2 separate regions of the Homo sapiens genome follow, and region 2 is linked to region 1. A link is a loop called in an ENCODE intact Hi-C map of the cell type or tissue named here. Cell type or tissue: CD14-positive monocyte. All regions are shown on one strand. Links, peaks and the distances in the headings refer to the core of each region. The heading gives the core; the rest is flanking DNA.

The links. A loop is a pair of places that touch in the nucleus more often than their neighbours do. Peaks named below come from ENCODE experiments on the same cell type or tissue, not always from the same donor. Only the 100,000 strongest peaks of a DNase experiment are listed, where the experiment ranks them.
Region 2: it touches region 1 in a loop (2.1-fold over the local background); 2 of 110 quality-filtered maps call a loop at or near these places.

The regions. Positions count from the first base shown.
Region 1 is chr3:125,159,588-125,170,275 of GRCh38, forward strand. The region is part of intron 5 of SLC12A8 (solute carrier family 12 member 8); the gene reads right to left. Among named protein-coding and RNA genes, the nearest start is that of MIR5092, 13 kb to the left of the region's middle. RefSeq lists an enhancer at 4,795-4,864. In CD14-positive monocyte, for the core only: CTCF peaks have their summits at 5,794 and 5,994; DNase peaks (open chromatin) are centred at 4,704 and 5,754; H3K4me3 peaks cover 1,855 bases; H3K27ac peaks cover 1,994 bases.
Region 2 is chr3:125,104,935-125,115,622 of GRCh38, forward strand. SLC12A8 (solute carrier family 12 member 8) reads right to left here. Exons shown (of 14, transcript NM_024628.6): 9 at 5,255-5,401; 10 at 2,547-3,192. Among named protein-coding and RNA genes, the nearest start is that of MIR5092, 41 kb to the right of the region's middle. RefSeq lists enhancers at 2,478-2,978, 2,979-3,479, 3,254-3,303, 3,314-3,383, 3,964-4,043 and 3 more. In CD14-positive monocyte, for the core only: no CTCF peak of the experiment used is centred there; a DNase peak (open chromatin) is centred at 5,817.

The sequences.
Region 1 (10,688 bases), core at 1,235-9,234:
GGAGCTGGCAGCACCAGGTATTTCTGGACATGGGTGTGAGAGATGGAGGCCTTGGCCTCCCAAAGTGCTGGGATTACAGGCGTGAGCCACCAGCCCCCAGGCAGTGTTCTGGTTTGACCCACTCCTGAGACCTAGAGGTAGGCAATGAGGAGCTTAGAGGAAAAATACAGAGCAGCTCGCTCTCCCAAGCACTCCCTCTGGTCATCTAGAACCCCAGGCCTATGACGGCCCCTCCAGCTGCCCAGACACATGCCCTTTTCTGGGACTCAGATTTGACTCTATGAACAGAAAGTAGGTACATAAATAACCAAAAGTCTAAGAGTGACTGCTGTGGAGATGCAACTGGAAAGAAGCAATGGTACTGGTAATATTCTTTCTTTCTTTTTTAGGGTCAGGGTTCTCGCTCTGTCGCCCAGGCTGGAGTGCTCACTGTGACCTCGAACTCTTGGGCTCAAGTGATTCCTCCTGCCTCAGCCTTCTGAGTACCTGAGACAACAGGTGTGCACCACCATGTCCAGCTAATTTTTAAAATGTTTTCTAGAGATGAAGTCTCACTGTATTGCCTAGGCTGGTCTCGAACTCCTGGGCTCAAGTGATCCTCCTACCTCAGCCTCCCAAAGTGCTGGGATTACAGGGGTGAGCCACCGCACCCAGTGCGACTTGGTTCTCAAATCTACCTATGGTAGGTGAGGTACTCACCTCTCACCACCTCTGTTTCCCCACTGTAAAATGGGAATAATAGTATCTACTTCTTTTGTAAGAGTTAAATGAATTAATACATATAAAGTACAAAAAATCAGTGCCCGGCATATAGTAATGCTCAATAAAGGTTAGCTACCACTGTCCTCACTATTACAGATAAGCAGCATCTGACTACACATGATAACTATCTGCAAGTGAAGTTCTTTCCATCCAAAGGTCCACAAGTCCTGACCCTTGCTGAGGGGGTCCTTCTCCTCATGGCTTCCTGGTGTCCACAGCCTTTGCCATCTCTCAATCAGCCACTGGTTGCAAATGCGAGTTTAGATGAAGCGGGTGACGCTTATAACACCTTAAGTCTTTTCACACTCAGGATTAAGACATGGATCCCTAAAAGTGGCAAACTTAGCCTGCTGGTGGGCTGTCAAACAGCATAGCTGCCTCCTCCACCAGCCAGTGCCATAAGGGGCCTCTTTGCAAGAGAATCGATACACAGATGTGAGTGAGGACTCATCATAAACACAGGTGGTCACATGGGACTCGGAGGGAGCTGCACGGGGGCACAGGGCACAGCCAGAGCACTGGCTGGGGAGCTGGGAGAACTGGGTTCCAACAGTGGCTATGTGTGACCCAGCGAAGGTCACTCATCCAGATTCCACATGCCCGGGTTCCGGGACTCTTAAGTGGTTTGTTGGTTTGCCTTTAAATACCATGTAATTAATGCAGGGAGAGAGGGAGGTCAGTCACAGGGCAGTGAGTCTACTGAAAAACACAGTCTATCATCCCAAACTGACTTCAGAGCCAGTGCTGACCTGCTTGGGCTTCCCATCCTCTTGTCTCGGCAGGGCTCATAACAATGTTATCATTTTTTAAAACATATGCCTAAGCTAGTTCCTATTCTAGACAATTGGCAGGTGCCCAGTTAATAGATTATTCCACCAGACAGTTGAATGCATTGGCCATTGATCAAAAATGAGGTCACTGCAATCCTATGTGCTAGAACTGGAAAAGCCTGATGAGAAACAACTGTATCTTTCTTAACAAATAGAAATCCATATTCCTATTTCCCTAAATTTGTCTTGCCTGGCGTGTAGCTCAGAAGCAAAGGAGGATTTTGTTTAAGGTCAAGTCGGTCTTGCTTTCTGGCCCCATATGTTTGGTTTTGTGACTGTTCATGAGTGTTTCACATCAGCAAATCCCCAACTGGATTCCAACTGACCTGCAGGAATATCTGGCCAACACTGCCAGATCCCTGGTCTTTCTCTCAAACCTGCACAGTCGGAAAGAACAGGTCAAGAGACTCTTCGTCCCAGCTATCTGGATCCTTGTTTAAATTTTACTCACTTACATCTGTGCTGTGGACACAGGTAATATGAAGCACATGTACTTTTCTCAAAAAAAAAAAAAAAAATCTAAGGAACACAGAGCTGTTGTATCAGAGGCTGCAACGTCTTCCCAGCACGTGGGCATTCGCAGACAAAGCTATCCCTGCTGACCTGCTGTGGGAAAGACATGCACTCTGATTTCACCACTGACCCGGCCGCACTCTTTTGTCCAGTATATAACGCCTCCCTAAGCATCTCCTTTCCTTGCAAACAAAAAAACCCTGGAGGAAAACTTTCAAAGCCACAGTTTCTTCTCAGTTGCAACCCTTCCTTCCTTCCTTCTTCCCAAGAAGGTCTGACTGGGCTTGCAAGCTGGCCCCACCCTGGGCTGGGCCTCCACACAGGCATTGTGCGATCCTCTGCCATTCTGTGTAGACGGAATACCTGCGAACTGCTGCCAACACAGGAAGGTTGGCGCCTCTCTGGAGGGAGGCCTGGGGAGTATCCATCGCCCAGGCGACTGCAGATAAGCAGCTAAGGGGCTAGGGTTCTCCACACCTCCATGTGGGTTCCAGAGCCTTTCTCTTGTACTTCTTTTACTGTTTTTGATTCATCCTTAATTCATTCACTTAGCAAACCTATTGAGCCCCTGCCCACAGCAAGCCCCGTGCTGGTGTTGGAGGACACAGAGTTGACTGAGATAGATTCCAGTCCTCAAGGCTCTCATGTTGCTGAGACAGGCCACTCATGGAGCAACCCTGGCACCTGGGACTCCTGGAGCCCCCAGTGAAACCACCTTTCTGCGATCCCAGTATCAATCCCATCAGCAGGGTCCCTTAGATCACGTCACCAGAGACAAAGCCAACGGAGGGTGGAAGCAACAGGAGCGTGGTGCAGATCCACCAGCCCCAACTCCACCTCCTGGGTTTCATCCCTCCCTTAGCACCAGCGAGGACTTCCAGATTCAGATTGTTTTTGGTCTTAAGAACTTTCTTGTCACAGCCAAGTGGCAGGCGGGACATGGTAATTGGCCTATGTTGCGCTTGGACCTAGCAAATGAGTAAACTTTTCAAGACTAAATCATCAATGCTACCCACTCTGGATCCTCCAAACACCTGCTCATTATCAGCATCTGCAATACAACAAGTACCTACCTAGGTAGTAACTAACATACATAATGGTGATTCACAAAGAGGAATGAGGGCAGTAAGAGGAAGGATCCCAGGCCTGGCCAGAAACCCCTATCCAGTAGCTCATACCAAGGGTCCAGCTAGGGATACAGGCAGAGGGAAAGAGATCAGAACCAGAAAAAGAGGAAGAGGAAAAAGAGTCAGAGTCAGAAAGGGATGGGAAGAAAGAAAAAGAAAAAAAGACAGGAGAAACCTAATAAAGGTTTGAAATGGTCCTTGGGGCCAGGTGCGGTGGCTCATGCCTATAATCCCAGCCCTTTGGGAGGCCAAGACAGGTGGACTATTTGAGCCCAGGAGTTCGAGACTAGTCTGGGCAACATGATGAAACCCTGTCTCTACAAAAGATACAAAAAGATACAGGTGGTACACACCTGTAGTCCCAGCTACTCAGGAGGCTGACAAGTGGGAGAATCGCTTAAGCCTGGGAAGTTGAGGCTGCAGTAGGTCAATATCACACCACTGCACTCTAACCTGGGTGAGAGAGCAAGACCCTGTCTCAAAAACAAAAATAATAAAAAAAAGAAAGCCGGGTGCGGTGGTTCACGCCTGTAATCCCAGCACTTTGGGAGGCCGAGGTGGACGGATCACGAGGTCGGGAGATCGAGACCATCCTGACTAACACGGTGAAACCCCGTCTCTACTAAAAAAAAATAGAAAAAATTAGCCAGGCGCCTGTAGTCCCAGCTACTTGGGAGGCTGAGGCAGGAGAATGGTGTGAACCTGGGAGGCAGAGCTTGGAGTGAGCTGAGATTGCGCCACTGCACTCCAGCCTGGGCAACAGAGCGAGACTCTGTCTCAAAAAAAAAAAAAATTAAAAAAAAAGAAAAAGAAATGCTACTTGGTGCTTCCCATGTCTTTCATTGTGGCCACAAATTCCAGCAGGTCTGCTGCCTCTTTAGGGGCCCTGTGATCCCTTCATACTGCTGATTAACACAACCTTCCAAGGAATCATCCAAGAAAGGGGCAGAAATTCTCCCTGATGCTGGGGTCAGACTGCCCAAGGCCAAGGATGCAGAGGGCTGGGGCCGAGCAGCTGGGCTCCCAAGCTGGCCTCACCCTGTGTGCTCCAGGAGGTGCTGCTGAGGCCCTGTGGGCTGAGCTGGGAGCGCCCCTGCCTGGCCGGACACCATTCCCTGCCTGACGTGGGACTTGAGTTTGGTCCTGAGCTGAGCGTGTCTATGGCCTCTGTTCCTGGTGGCACTGGGGAGGTATGTTTTAGCCGCCTCAGCTCCTGGTCCTCACAGTCCACATCTCATTTCCTGCTTCCCCTTAAAGAGGCTCACCTCTAACAGTTTTAACCAGGCATGAACGGGCCCAGCGGAGACTGGCAGGTTCTCAGACCCCCTTGATCCGAAAGGAGAAAGGAAGCAGTAAGGAGTTCACCAACTTCCTCCAAGGGCACCCCAGAGCCAGCGGGTGCCAGGGGGCACCAGGGAATCACGCTTTGGAGTCAGGTGCCTCTGGGTTTCAATCCTGGCTGAGCCACGGACTATGCAAACTCAAGAAAGTTGCATAACCTCTCTGTGGCTTTGACTTCCTTGTCTGTAAAACTGGAATAACCATCTCACCCATCTCACTCAGTTGTTTCAAAGATAAATAGAATAATCTATGCAAAGTGCCTGACACAGAGTTGGTGCTCCTTCCCAGTTCGTCACACACATCCACACCCACAACTAAGCAGGTGTTTGCTGTACTTGTGGCCCTCAGCTGAGTGCAGGTCGAGTGGGAAATGCAGGAGGAAAAGGAGCCAGTCCTTACGTCAGGGGCTAACTGAAGAAGAGTTCCAGTCCTGGCCCTGAGCCTGTGCCCAGTGTAAAGGGGATGACAGTCTTGTCTCCAGGGTCTTGCCGGCCTGAGCGCTGAGGTACTTGGCCTGGATTGCCTTGGTTTCCTCCACTGAGCCTGGGCGCCCATCTCTGCAGATAACAGAGCAGAGCCTGCATGAGTAGAGGCTGAAAGGCAAAGGTTCTCAACCCTGGCTGCACAGTAGCACCAGGAGCACTTGAAAATACAGACCAATGGGCCCACCCCAGAGTGCTGATTTACTCGGTCTGGGGTGGAGCTTGGGATTCTTCTTTCCACACCTGAGGCTCCCCTGGTGCTTCTGATGTGCAGACAGGGTTAAGAACCCCAGGGATGGAGGCCAGGCTGTGAGGCTGGGGCCCCCACTTAAACCGCTCATCAGCTATTCTGAGACTTTCTTCCTCTCTGCTGGGCCAGGAAGGTGGCTGGAGACTGAGGCCTGGGCTTTGAAGTTACTTCACCTCTCTAGGTCACTGTTCCTGCATCTTTGAGGAGGGGAAAGCAACCCAGCCCACCTCCCTCCCACCATCATCATGAGGGTCACATGAGAGAGTGCGGAAGGCCATGCTGTGTAGCATCACCCACCCCACCAGCCCAGAAGGAGAACGTGAATGCCAGGATCCCACAGCCATTTCACGCAAAAGAGTGTTTCCTCTTAGTACCTCTGTGGGCAGTGAGGAAGGGTTGAGCCCGCTGTCCTGGGACGAGCCTTTCCAGCCATGAGAGGCCAGAAAACAAACAGTCAGAATCACAACTCCACACAGAGGCCATCCCGGGCACTGCAGGGCCCTTCCAGGCTGCCCTAGCTCACTGGAGCCCAGAAGACCCTTCCTGGCAAAGACATGTAGATGCCCTTCCACCACATGGCGAAGGGAGCCACAAAGGAGACTCGGGGACACGCCCTGCTGGGAGGACGATTCTACAGAATTTTGGTGGTAGCTAACTGCTGGCTCTTCATCTCAGGAGGATAACAGAGCCCCATCCAAGGGGGACCCAGGCAGATGTTCCCCATGGGGGCATGGAGGGCTCCCTCCAGGCACCCATGGATGAGCCATCCTCACCCGTCCGGGCAGAAAAGGCCACTGAGTCAGGCATCACAACCTTCCACGCAGTGTGTTCGTTCTTTGCACAAGTATTTCCTGAATACCTATAATAGGCCAGCACCGTGCATCCTAGGAAGACCCCAGGCCTGGCCCTCCGCAGACACAGTGCCAGGCCAGCTGCGAGGCCCAGAGAGCAGCCAGAACATCCATGTGTTCCCTGCATCCCGAGTGGAACAGCCACCTGGGGAGATTCTGGGTGTGTTTCTGGGTAAAGAATATTGATTTTTAGCTTACCCACTTTGTATGTTTGGAATTTTGTCAGAAAGGTTTTTTTAAAAATATATAGAACAGTGAAAATGCCTCTTCTGGTAAATTAAATTCACTCAACAAATATGGCTCTTTCCGCTTCCAAACCAGCACAGGCTGCCCAAGCGTTTCGCCCAGCCCACCGCTTCTCCTGCTCCCATGCTGCGGGGCGCTTTACCCCAGCCCTGACCACACCTCCGAGATCTGGGCCACTGTCTTCGGCTGACCTCTCACACTAGCCTCGCCATTTCCCCCACACCTGTTCCAGCTGCCATGTTCCTCCCGAGTCCCAGAACGTGAAGCCACCAGCCAGCCAGTCAGGTGTCAGCCTTATCCCTTTTCTTGGCCTCACCCCATACCCCACCCCCATCTCGTCTCTTTTCCACCCTAGAGGCCCTGCCTGGCTCTCTTGAGTTGCCGTAGCAGCCTCTCAAGTGAGTCCTGCCTCCTTTCTTCATCCCTATCCTGGGCCAGTTTCCGTATTGGGACAAGAGCAATCTTTCTAAAATATGAACTTGAGTCAGGTTTCCCGCTGCCCCCAAAATAAAGCCCAAGCCCCGCTGGGTGGCAGACAAGGCCTCTGCGTCCGTCTCCCTTAACACTCAGCTCCCAGACAATCTCCTCTAAAAAGTCTTTCCTGACTCTCCGACTGTACGGGGAGCGCCAGGAGACCCGGGTGCCCTGTGCAAACCCCTCTCACACCACTTTCACCACTCAGTAACTCTTCTGTGTCTCCCTTGCACGAAGAACAGTTAAAATGAATGAAATGCCATGACATGCATTAACATGGATAAATTGCGAAAATATGTTGGCTGAAAGAAAGCAAATTGCACAATCATTCACTCACCATTCAAATTATTTATCAAGTGAAAGGATCCATGCGGTATGATACAATGTATATAAAATTTTCAAACGCTGAACAATAGCCGACATCACTTAGGGCCAGCTACATATGGTAGAAAAATAAAAACACATGGGGAGGATGAGCCTCCGGACAGTGGTCCCTTGGGGAACAGGACGGGGTCGGTGAAGGTACAGCTTAAACTGCATCTGTAATGCTTTATTTATTTTTATGTTAAATAGAGCTCTGAAGCAAAACTGGCAAAATAATATCCATTAAATTCGGGTGGTGGATAAATGAATATCTGTTATACTCTTTCCTGTATACTTGAAAGCATTCATCAGTACATTTTTAAAACTTTTTTTTTTTTTTGGAGACAGAGTCTCCCTCTGTCACCCAGGCTGCAGTGCAATGGCACAATCTTGGCTCACTGCAACCTCTGCCTCCCGGGTTCAAGAGATTCTCCTGCCTCAGCCTCCCCAGTAGCTGGGACTACAGGCATGCACCGCACCTGGCTAATTTTGTATTTTTCGTAGAGATGGGGTTTCACCATGTTGGCCAGGCTGGTCTCAAACTCCTGACCTCAGGTCATCCACCCATTTCAGCCTCCCAAAGTGCTGGGATTATAGACATTAGACACAGCACCCAGCCTTAAAAATTTTAACAAGGAACCAGAGTCCCAAATGCCCTCATTAAAGTCCCTGGGGTCCTGAGCAGACTGTTATAGCCCCTCACCCAAAGGATCTCCACGGGCCTTGGGCCTGGCAGCCATGCTAAGACAGGCAGGAAGGCAGCCTGGAGATGTAAATATGATTTTCATCCTTGTTTTTAACCAATGAGAAAACCAAAGCTGAGAACATCTAACATGGCTCAAGACCACACAGGGGATCCTGGATTTCAGACCATGCCTTCTTCATGTACAATTTCCTGAACTACTTCATCCAAGAGCAAGAACTTAGGTCTAATACGGCATGGTGAAGAGAATTCCAGAATTAGAAGGAGAGCTGTATTCATATGCTTCATAAATCAGTGAATAAACACGTTTTGCGGAGAATTGTTCAGAAAGGGGCAGAATTGGAGATACAACCAAATGGGAAATTTAGGGATAGCCCATGTGGCTCTTTGAATGCAAACAGAATGGGTTTGGGTTTTGTCCAATAGCAATAGAAAGCAACTGATGCTGCTTAAGCTGGAGAGTGACCGAGGCAAAGCACTGTTTTACGAAAAGTGATCTGGCTTCAGTGCATAGGAGGTGTCAGTCGCCCTTAGGAAATGGCTGGGGACAACCAAAGGGAAGATCCTCAAGGGATAAATTCTGATTTGGACATTATCTAAATGGCCCACAGAGGAAATGACATGTGCTAATCTAAGGTGAGAACTGTGGGGTTGTAAAGGATAAAAGAGCTTAAGCTAGACAGAGAAATAAAAGTTCTTTTCCAAGTTTTCCAGGCTTGGGGAAATGGTGATAGGCATTCAGATGATAAGCTGATTATTGGCTTGTTGATTAATTGGTGGAAAGGGCAGTGGGGGAAGAAAAGGCTAACTAAAGAGAGGAGTGAGAAATTGAGGGCTTTCGCTTTGTCTGCCTTTAATTCAAGATGGTGCCCAGACAGCCAGGTAGAGATCCGACAGGAGCTGGCGATATGAGAGCTATATTGAAGAAAGCTGGAGAAGCAGGGGAGAGCCACTGGTGCAGCGATGGTGGAAGTTTATTTCTGAGGAAAAAGGCACAAAAACAGTGACGTGATAGCAGAGGACTGAGCCCCGTGGCCTCCCTGCCCACATCAGGGAACAGGAAAACCAAGAAGAGAGCTAAGCCAGTGTTGTATTGTGGAAGAAGTAGGAAGAGACCATTTCAAATTAGCATAGGTGGTCAACAGTGCAAAAAGTTTCAAGAATAAGAAATGAGTCAAGGTCCTGGGGTTGAAGATCAGGAGATTATGGGAGCCTGAGATAAAGGAATCTCAGCAGACAGCAGAGGCAGGCATGCTTGCCCCATCCCTTCTACAGCTCCAAAGGAGTGACCTTGTCCTCACAGCCAAGCACAAGCCCCCTCCCTCACCCAGCAGAAGCAGCTCCCGTCTGCTACATTCAGCGTGAGATGGACCTGTGCCTGGCCTGGCCCAACTGATCCACCTCCCACAGATGGCAGAGGGCCATGGCAGGACAGAGAGTGTGCAGTGCAGGCTCTGGAGTGGAACCCTGTAGAGACCAGGCTACCGTCTTCCTAGATAACCAAAAAGCTTCAGCTTGGAGAGGCATGAGTTCATTTCTAAATGCAGAACATAGGATTCAAATGTGCCACATGTCACTTTATTTTCTAAAATGTATTTTCTCTATATTTGCCTGACTTCTATGGCAATAAAATCATTTTGGCATGACACTCATCTTACATAAATGAAAATATGAGCCAACAGAATGGCATTTTAGTAGCTTTAAGCCAAACAAATTCCTGAGAGGGTCTTGTTTAAATTAAGTTATCGTGCTATTTAGCTTTTTACAGTGAAGAAGCTCTGTGTCTTCAGAGAGCCTTGTGCAGTGATGCTTGTTTTTGGAAGGATGGGACAGGAGGTGAAGAAAGGAAGAGGGGCCCAGGCTGCCAGGCTGCAGATCAAGAAGTCAGGAGGTGAGGAAATGAGGACGATGAGAAGGACCCACTGTTATTGGAAGTTTGGAGATGAAATGAGAGACAAGACATAGAGTGAGGGTGACAGGGGAAGACAACTTGAGACGGAAGGACACAGTGGAGGGAGGGGTGTGCCAGGGGAAAGCATCTGACGAATGACACTCTGCACCTGAGTATGAGGCTGCCAGCCCCTTTGCCCACCTCCACTCTGCTCCCCGAACTGATGCAGCCGGGCATGTCCCTGGCAGGAGATGAGAGAATTCTTCTCTGGAGAATACGAACTATACCAGAGAAAGACCTGCAGAAACGAACATTTGGGGGACTTCCAATGAAACAACGCAGTTTGCCACCAATCACCCTACTGTGATGCCCACCTGTCACAACTGCCACCCACTTGGGTTGTGGATGGAACTCCCGATCAGCTCTGTGGTGCCTCATTACCAACAATGGATGGACAGCGACTACCAGACATTTGGAGAAAGCTGGCAGCATCTGACAGGGAGAGCAGAACAAGATTGTAGAAAAAGAAATCTGGAAAAGAAAATAGGGAAAATAGAAAGCAAAAACAGGGAAAGATTATAGACAATTCAAAGAAAAAAATACAAGTGGGAATAAAATACAAAAAAAAATCCTCATTAATGATTCAAGAAAAGCAAATTAAAAGAAAAAGATTACATTTTTTTGCCCATCACATGACAGAAACTTGAAAAATTGAGCCTCTTCAATATTTTCCAAGGTATGGGGAATCAGTAACTCTTAGCTACTGTTAGTGATCGTTCAGAATGCAACAACTTTATTGGAAGGCAATCTGGTAGAACCTAACAAAATTTTTAAAGTGTTTGACCTTTGTCCTGT
Region 2 (10,688 bases), core at 1,263-9,262, 55 kb before region 1:
AGGACCATGGAGCTGCCATGGCAGCCATGGACTGCCCACCTCTGGATCCTTGTGTATGAGCTAGATGAAGTCACTATTATTTTGCAATTTTGTTATCCTCAGTCAAAACTAATCGTGACTGATACAACAACCAACACTTTAAAAAAAAAATCATTAGAAGCCTTGGGAGAGAAAATCCATGAAATATCCCAGAAAAAAACAACAAATAAATGAACAATAGGAAAGAGAAAAGAAAGAAGATTAGAGAACCATTTAAGAAGATACAAAATCGAGATAATAGAGGGGGGATGGAGGGATGGGGGTGGGGAATTATCAAAGAAAAACTATGTAAAAGCATGACTTTGGTAAGAAATCTCTTGTTTCCTGGATCTGACACAGAAGTGTGGTAACAAGAGGAATTCTAAGACAACAGCTTTGTAGCAGACCTAGCAAACAAACAATCTAGAGTGGAACAGAAGGATGGAGCCATAGGACAGAGGGGAAAAAAGAAAAGAATACATTTCTGAAGAATTGGAGCATTTTGAAAATAACACAAAAAGGCATTTGACAGATCTGCCAGAGCATTTAAAGAAAAATGATGACAGAAAACCAAGCAAAGAAAAAACCAAGGCAATTATTAATTCCAGGAAACAGCAAAAGTTGAGCAAAAAAGGAAATGTAATCATAGTGTAACATATGGCTCAGAACTGAGCAATATTTACTTAGTCATGATAACAAGAATACTAGCTTTTAATTTAATAAAAAACTGTGAGATAACTACTCTGGGGGCATTAAATAAGGAGAAGTCAGAGTGGCATATAAGAGTTAAATCCAGGCAGGGTGTGGTGGCTCACGCCTGTAATTTCAGCACTTTGGGAGGCTGAGGTGGGTAGATCACTTGAGGTCAGGAGTTCAAGACCAGCCTGGCCAACATGGTGAAACCCCATCTCTACTAAAAATACAAAAATTAGCTGGGTGTGGTGGTGGGTCCCTGTAATCTCAGCTACTTGGGAGGCTGAGGCAGGAGAACCGCTTGAACCCGGGAGGTGGAGGTTGCAGTGAGCTGAGATCGCACCAAATCCTCATTTACCATAACAGCAACTCAAAAGATGATGTCAGAAACTGACATATCAAGAAGTAGCAATGCAAATACATTATTTAGTGACAGATTAACAGAAGAAGCATATTTTTGGTTCAAAGTGGGATTTTCTGGGAATGGGACTGGAAATAGAGAAGGGTAAAAGGGGTGGTATAAAAGAGTAGGAACTACTGTTTCTGGTTATGTGACTTTTAATATTATTTGGCTTATTAAATTGTACACTTATTACATTGATTAAAATAAAATAATTTTTATTTTTAATTAAAAGTTTCCCAGAAATTTAGAGGCAAAGAAGGAAAAACAGGTTTCTGGGAGAACTTAAAACACTAGGTTTTTGGGGTTTTTTGTTGTTGTTGTTGTTTTGTTTTGAGATGGAGTCTCACTCTGTCACCCAGGCTGGAGTGCAGTGTCATGATCTTGGCTCACTGCAACCTCTGCCTCCCAGGCTCAAGCAACTCTCCTGCCACTGCAACCTCCGCCTCCTGGGTTCAAGCAATTCTCCTGCCTCAGCCTCATGAGTAGCTGGGATTACAGGCAGCAGCCACCATGCCTGGCTAATTATTTGTATTTTTAGTAGAGACAAGGTTTCACCATGTTGGTCAGGCTGGGATTATAGACGTGAGCCACCGCGCCCGGCCAAAACACTATTTTTCAGACACCTCCTTCTATGTCCCTCATCTCCTCCTCTTTGCCCACACCTGTCTGTATATAGCTCCAGGGAGAGCATAATGTAGAGGAAAGTACATGGGCCTCAAATACAGACAATACAATGCAGGGTGATGTCCAGCTGTGCAAAGAATCAGGTCAGAGTCTTCTCTGTGACCTCATGTGGACACAAGGTCTTACTTGTAAAAGGGAAAATGCTAATATATGTTATATTACACGAAGTAATAGATGTAAAGCACCTAGAATATGGTAGGTCCTTGAAAATACGAGTTCTCATTTTCAGAATTTCTCATGCTCTATAAGCCTCTCTGTGAGTGTCTCTGTGTATCTCTGTGTTTATAGATTTGAGAAAACAAAGCTTGAGCCACCTTCTGTCCATCCCCTCTTGCCTGGTTTGGGAGGTTCATCTTCCACAAAGAAAACATATTGCATCCTTAACAGGTAGTTTATCACAACACATTTCCACTTCTCTTGTAAGGAGAGATTGATTTTACTCACATTGAGGCTTTATACTTCTGTTCATTTTTGAGTGAAAAGAGATTGATACCCAATTACTAGCTGTGGCTCTCAGGTCTAACATACAGGAGTAGATAGAAATTTCTGTTTAAAATTAACTATCTATAACAGAGTATAATTACAAATAATTCAGCTGATACCTGAATATAATGTTTTAAAACAAATATTGCACAAAATTAACAAGGATTTTAAACCCAGTTATAACTGGTTCACAATAACTGGGTAGGTAGGATAATCAGTGGTCATCCCCAAATAAGAGGCCCCAGTGTGATACCAGAGCACTCACCTTCTCCACTGGACTCTGATTGGTTGCACAGCTCAGGAACAAGTTGCTCTCCATATGTTCCCTCAGGCTGAGTCCCTTCGCTCTTGGAAGTCTGCTTGTTCCAGCAGGACTCCTGCCCCTCCCAGGAGGCAGCGGGCAACCTGTCAGAGATCTCGACAGGGAAAGAAGGAGGGGATTTGAGGTCCAAGAGGAAGCTATCTTGTAGGGTCTGCTTGGTGGCCTTCTTGCTTTTCCTCTTCTGACTTTCTGGGGTCCTGTTACCCTCTCCTTGCCTGGGCTGGCTACTCTCAAGCTTCCTGGTTAGCTGGAGGAGCTGATCCATGTCCTTGGTGAATTCCAGTAGCGTGCCCTCCAAGACTCTTTGGGCAGGTCCCTCAGAGCCGTAACTGGGAGCTTTCTCTAAGAGCAGGTGCTCAGAGCAGTGGAGGCCTTCTGCGCCCTCCCTGAGCACCGGCTCAGGCACCGGGGTCAGGCTGCAGGAACACATGGACAGGGAGAAGTAAGAGTAGTCCACTGCAACGTATGTCAGCATGAAGTTGATGGTGACGATGGGGGCCAGAACGTTCACTTGACCCACAAAAACAAAGGCCATGGTCACCAAGCTGGTCAGGCAGATGGCAGCCACGGGTGTTTTGTTTGGCCCCTTCTGCAGGAACAAAAATAACATGCAGGACCATAAAATTTCAGATAGAACGCTTCAGAGATTTCAGAAGTTACAGGCTAGAAACACAACTCATAATGACTCAGCCACTTCTCCCCATGTGATTATTCATCTATAAACTTGAGATAATAATATCCTACTCATGGGATTAGTTCATGCATGCGAAATGCTTCACACAGACTGACATGCAGTAAGCTCCACAGATATTAGTTGCATTAGCAACTTTTTTTTTTTTTTCTTTTTTTGAGACCGGGTCTGGCTCTGTTGCCCAGGCTGGACTGCAGTGATGTGATCTCAGCTCATTGCAACCTCCGCCTCTTGGGCTTAAGCCATCCTCCCACCTCAGCATCCTGAATAGCTGGGACTACAGGTGCACACCACCATGCATGGCTAATTTTTGTATTTCTTGTAGAGACGTGGTTTTGCTATGTTGCCCAGGCCAGTCACAAACTCCTGGCCTCAAGCAATCTGCCCACCTTGGCCTACCAGAGTGTTAGGATTACAGGCATGAGCCACTGTGCCCAGCCATAGGAATAACTATGAACATGGGGCATTATTATAGAACTTTGACTTCCCAAATATTTCCTCCTTTTGTCTTTCATTGGGTTTTAATACCAGCATAGAAAATCAAAGAAATGCAAAGTTGATTCTTCCCAGGGAGAGGCAGATTGCGGAAGACACAGCAGAATCACTGGTGGCTGGAGGAGGGGAATTCTGACACTAATTCTGACACTGAGTATCCGCAAATACTCACACACACACATTACACACACCTGTTATTAATGGAGGTGGGTATGGTGACCTTCAGGTGGACAGGAGTGGAAAAAAGGTGCTAGCTGCCTCTCCTGGGAGCTCTTCATCACAGTCACTGACATAGTTCTTGGGCCAAAAGCAACAGTCACTTCTCAGTCCCTGTCTTCTTTAACCCAGCTGGCTACTCAGTCCTCTTCGAAACACTTTCTTCACCTTACTTCTCCTGATTGGCCTCCCTCTTCACTGGCTGCTCCTTCTTGGTTTCTGTGGCTGGCTTTTCACGTCTCTGAACTCCACATTTAAAGCAGCCCCAGGCTCCATCCTCAGATCTCTATCTGTACTCCCTCCCTTGGTGAGCTCAACTAGGCTCACGGCTTTGAATACCGGCATTATACTGACAACTTCCAAATTTGAATCTCCAGCCTAAAACATTCCCCTGAAACCCAGGTTTACATATCCAACTGCCTACTCAACATTTCCAGTGAACGTCTAATAGGATCTCAAACGGACTATGTCCAAAACCAAACTGCATTTTTGGAGGAAGATAAAGGAAGAAATCAAGGATAAGTTGCAACGATGTGTTCCCTAAACCAGAGAGAGGCTGAAAATTGGAAGCGGCTGGGGAGGCCCTCTGGGGTACCCCAACAAGACAAAAATGAACTCTAGCTTGCAAACCATATTAGTGGGAAATGGGATTCTCTGTTTATGTCTCTTTGGTCCTCCCCTGGACTTTAGGAATGTCTATTTTAATCATTCCAGCCATGTCTCAACTGAGCTGCCCTTTATGTATCAGTTAAGGTTTGGTTCATGATGGTTAACAGGAAGTGTAGACGCCAGAGGTGTAGGAAATCATCAAACAGCAACCCCCAAGGGGCGGTTGAAACTCAAGGGCAGAGTTAGAGCTGCAAGGACCAGCTCGCCTCCTGACCAAAACACGCTTTCTTCTATGCTAAACCTGGAGGATCCTGAATTCATTTTCATTAAAGGATGGGGCACTGCATTTTCATGCTGCTCAGGGTCCAAGATGGTACTAGGACTGGTTAGCTAACCCAGTCCTAAAAGTGCTAAGGGGCTGGGTGGCTGGGACATTTAAGATGCTTCATCTACTTAGCCCTAACCTAAGCCAGCCAGAGGACAGGGCTGAAAGAAATGACCTCTGCATTATTTTCTGTGTCACCCCAAAGAAATTGACCAGAGGCTCTGATCAGAAAAGCTTAACCAATTGATGGGCCAACAGTGAGGTTAGCAGCAAAACATGTTTCAAAAAACAAACCAAAAAAAGAGGATTACTCACCCCTTGTCCCAGACAGGCAAGTGCAGGGATCACTTTCTCCTGGGCAATGCACTGCAGGATGCGGGGAGCTCCATAAAGTCCTCCCATGCAGGAAGCCAGGGACGAGATGTATAAGCCCAAAAGGAACAGGAAGCCCATGAGGGATACCTGTGTGAGAAGCGGTTTCATTCGCCAGTGCCAGAACCTGCTCCTGTGCCTTTCTACCCCCCCAGCACCCACCCACCTGCACCCCATGCAATCATCCACTGAGTCGTCTAGATCTGATCCCTGGGATACAGTTTCCACATCCCCAGCCTCGCCCCCATTCATTCCATGGTTTCAGCTGAATCCACCACCACATTTCATATGGATTGCACAGTGGTCCTCAAATGAAGCGTCTGCCAGACTCAGCTGCAGGGCTTGCTAAACACAAACTTCTGGGCCCCTCCTCAGAGTTCCTGGTTCAGTAGGCTTGGGGTGGGGCCTAGAAATCTGGATTCCGCATGCGTTCCCAGAGACCACACTTTGAGAACAAACTGGCCAACCACAATGCTCATTGGCCTCTTGCCTTTAAGCTCACCCTTAAAGATGAGTTTAAATCTTCAGATGATTCACTCTGAATCATCCCCTAAGCCTCTGTTCTCTAAACTCAAATCTGACCACAATGTCTCCGTTGCAGATATATCAAAATCTCCCCCTGTCCTGACATATAAGGCTCTTCATGGTCTGTGACCTCTTTAGCTCCACACCCTGCACACTGAAAGTCTGATCAGCATGATTTTTCTGTCTGTAGGAAGCCTCTGTTCACACGCCCTAATCTACTCATTGTCTGTTAAACTCCTAATTGTGCTACAAAACTCAGCACCAACCTCACCTCCACTGTGAGGCCATCCCCTCTTCCCTGACTACAGTAGTTGCTTCTCAGTGCTCCATAGCATCCCCAACATGATGTTAGGATAGCACCTATCGTGGTGCCCCCTCCACTAATCTGGAGGCTTCATTTAAGCAGGCCTTCTGTCTTGTTTACCCTAGAATTCTTGGTGCCCAACACAGAAATATAAATGACGAATGAATGAATGAGATCCATGACCCACAAGGCACCAACAGATAGAATAAGAGGGCACAGCTGTTCTTCTTGGTGTCAACTTGCAAAAGATCAGGGTCCAAGATGTTACTAGCTAACTCAGGGCTAAAAGTGCTAAGGGGCTGGGTGGCTGCATGACTGCTTGCCATGCACAGCCAGATCCCAAGCTGTCACTCATGAATTCACCCTCCTGGGCCAGATCTCATCTGTACCCACAGGAAAGCATCTTTGTTTTCTTATTTGAGGTGCCCTTTCCATTCTACTTTCCTTTAGGCACAATGGCCAGAACTGTACATTCCAAGTACTCATGCGTCCAATGCTTACAGATAGGTTAGAGTTAATATTCAGCTTTGTCACTTACACCCTTCTTGATGAAGGCTCTCCTCACCCCATTTTTTACTTCCTTGCATCAGCAAAGCACCGGATTCGTGTCACCAAGCTACATTGAACACAAGCCACTGGCTAGACTTCTTTCCTGGCTCATAAATTATCACTGGAATAATTTGACTGATGGATGAATCAGTCAGGACAGTTGATTGGAAAAAAAAAATTTCTTTAAAAAAGAATATATTTGTAGGACACTGGTGGTTTGTAGAATCATCAGGAGGCTAAAGGATGAGGCTCAGAAAAGGGCAGGACCAAGCCTGGAGGCACACCCAGCCTCTTCCCCAGGAACAGCTTGGCCAGGATGCTGCCAACACCCCTGCTGCCCTGTGGATGGATTCTCACCAGCTCTTTATCTTTACTTCATTGGTTACAATGGGAGCACGCAATGGCCTAGTGTAGGTCATGTGCCCTACCAGGGCTGCAAAGGGACAGGCAAAAGAGGTCTGGTCCATTGGGTTTCTATTACACACAATGGGGGTACTCTCTCCCTTCAAGACCATTGGTGGAATAACCCCCAAATGGTCAGGAAGGTCAGATGCTTGATGAACAAGACTAAGGTCCACTACGGAGCCCACCTTGTCTTTAATTCACTGTTGATTCCTTTCTTTATCATCTCATGCTTATCCCCAAAGAATCTCACCTGTCTCTTTTTTCAATATCGCAGATTTCTTGGGTTTGTCCTGCCCACCCCACTCACCATTTTATTACTACAGGAAATCAATGTCATCTAGTGTTTCCATCACTTTATGTGATCTGATGGCATTTTGTTACTTTCCATCCTGTGGGATAGTTAGTTATGCTCATGGCTTATCCTGCCAGCACCCTGAGCACCTCACAGGTAGAATTGTATCATGCTTCCTGGCCCCCTTCCCCCAGCACCTCATGCAGAATCTGGCAAGCAGAGCTCAACAGCTGAATTCATGCAGCTTCATGACTTTGCTGTAATCGTGCCCTAGGTGCCTTACAAAACTGTTAGATAAGCTGGATCCATTATCAATCCTCAATCCATTCTGAGATGTGATCATTCATCGATAACCTTTATTTCCGTCTTCTCTACCAAATGCAGCCTATGTTGACTGGTTTTTAAAAACCAGATTCTATGATGAAATTTTATCAAGAAAGAGCCTTTTGAAAATTTAAGTCAATAGTTCTCCACTCTGCCTAAACATAAGAATCACCCAGAGATTCTGATTTAATTAGTGTAGAGTGAGACACAGACGTGGTTGAGTTTAAGAAAGCCCTCCAGGTGATTCTAATGTGCAGCCGATGTGGAGAACCCCTGGGCACAACACATTGTAGCCACTGCATTCTCCCCTCAAAAAATTCTTTGGGAGAGTCAGGCATGGCATCTCCTTGCAGAAATTTCACTGCTTCTTACCTAAAAGGTTATGTATATTTGAATTTTTACAACTCTTTTTCATTTAAAGCCTATTTACTCACAGCAGGAATGAGTGGGAATGCCCCAGCCTGGCATCCTCCTAGTGTTGGACTGACCTCAGGAACTGGGTTGAGCCTCTGGCACCATGAGTACACGATATGGTGGCTTCCATCTTTGGCCAGCCTTCCCACAGACACACCCTGGGATTCCTCCAGAGCCCTAGGAGCTGGGGTCAGACAGGGCCAAGTATAGCAACCTATGTCCAGTTTGTCAATTGTGTAGAATGATCTGTTCACTTACCACTTTAAAAAAATATAAAACTATTATTCAGTCTATTTTCTGAGTAATATATGAAATGTTGGTCTCCACATCTAGATAAATTATAAAAACTTCATTCCATCTCTCTCCTGCCTAAATCCTATCTCTTTCTGTCATTTGTCATCCATCCATCCATCCATCCATTCAGGAAGCATTTCCTGACGACAGATTATGTTCCTGGCATGGTGCTAGGCAGAGCAAGGCTTATAGACACGTAGCTCTGCTCCCAGCCCTCACAGAACTTAATTGTTTTCTCTATTCATATCAGACTGAAAATTTGCTAAATGTGCCAGTGGAGGTGGAAGTGAGAATTTATTTGAGCAGAGGTGTGTCAACAGCTCTTTTTAAATAAACAGTGATTCTTTTCTGGCATACACCTGTTTGAGCCATCCCCCCACCCCCAGAGCTCTTTCCAAAATATTACATGGGGTGTGAGCTACCCTGATTTCTTTCTTCAGTAACTACTGATGAAAATAATTACTTCCATCTCTCTGCTCTTAGTATTTTCTCCCAGCTCCCACTTGAGCTTCGGTCATTGAGGGACTCTGCTCATTCATTGGCTGCTCTCTTCTCTCAAAGGACTGGATTTAAAGTCATTTGCAAGGCGCTCATTCTGTCTCATCTAATTGCGGTGACCCCTGACATAACTGGGGAGTGCACCCTAAAAACCTTTACAATCCCAAGTGTATTAATAAGGCCGAGTCTCAACAACGCTTTTTTTCCTCCCACATCTCATTTCTAGAGTCATGAGTTTCCTAACATCTCCACGCTCCATGAATTGATCAACATCTCAACTTTCAGTCAAGTTTTACCTCTCACTTGAGAGCCATTTTCCATAATGAGACCTAGTCTGCTTCCCTTCCTGAGAGGCAGGACTGTGTCCACGATGGAGGGCAGAGGACACTCAGGCTGGCCCACTCCCAGGTGCTGAGTGGCCCACTAGGCTCACTCCCCAGTTACCAGCGCTGTCCCATCCCCATCTTCCCTGTACAGCTTGTGTCATGAGCTTCCAAGGTCCCTCTTGAATATGTGAAACCATGACTATTAAATCCAGGAATCAGAGTTTGCTCTGTGGGATTACCCAGTTTTAGGGGGGTTTTGTATTTTTGAGACAGAGTTTCGCACTGTTGCCCAGGCTGGAGTGCAGTGGCACGATCTTGGCTCACTGCAACCTCCGCCTCCTGGGTTCTAGCGATTCTCTTGCCTCAGCCTCTCGAGTAGCTGGAACTACAGGCATGCACCACCACGCCTGGCATATTTTTGTATTTTTTGGTGGAGATGGGGGTTTCACTGTGTTGGCCAGGCTGGTCTTGAACTCCTGACCTCAAGTGATCTGCCCGCCACGCCCTCCCAAAGTGCTGGGATTACAGGCATGAACCACCCAGATTCCCTAGTCTTAACAATAATACTTTTGGGATATTTTTCCTTCTTAGATTGCTCTTATTTTGCTAGTTAGCAAGCCCCAGGGCTCCTAAGGTATTTGGCCTTTTTTATTTGTAATAAACATCTGTTTCCTGGACTGTATACGAGTTTATTCTGAAACATTTAATCTATTTAATTTCACCCCAACTAACACTGTTTATACAATTCCTTTTCTAACTAAATAATACTGAGATTGACTGTTCTGGCTTTTCTATTAAATATGGTGGATTTGTGGGGAGAAAATGTGTTCCTAAAATAAATGTCTTGATCTGTAAGGGTATGCCCATAAGGAGTGTGGAAGGGAGTTAAAATTTAGTTAGCATCTGCTATGTGCCAGGTAAAATGTATTATAATTAGCACCTACTACATGCTTTCATGGGTTATCTCAGAGCCACCACTGTATACAAGATGTTTAAGAACACACATACACCTGAGAGCTGGGAGAAAGTTCCTCTGCAGTGGGGATAAAAAGTAAAAAGACGTCGCCGGGCGCAGTAGCTCATCCCTGTAATCCCAGCACTTTGGGAGACTGAGGCGGGTGGATCACCTGAGGTCAGGAGTTCGAGACCAGCCTGGCTAACATGGTGAAACCCCGTTTCTACTAAAAATACAAAAAATTAGCCAGGCATGGTGGCATGTGCCTGTAATCCCAGCTACTTGGGGGGCTGAAGCAGGAGAATCACTTGAACCTGGGAGGTGGAGGTTGCAGTGAGCTGAGATCATGCCATTGCACTCCAGCTTGGGCAACAAGAGCAAAACTCCATCTCAAGAAAAACAAACAAAAAAAAAAAGTAAAAAGACGCTTCTTAGAGAAACTGTGAGTTGAGAAGCCAAATAATTAGAAATAGATCAGAGAAGCTGCAGGA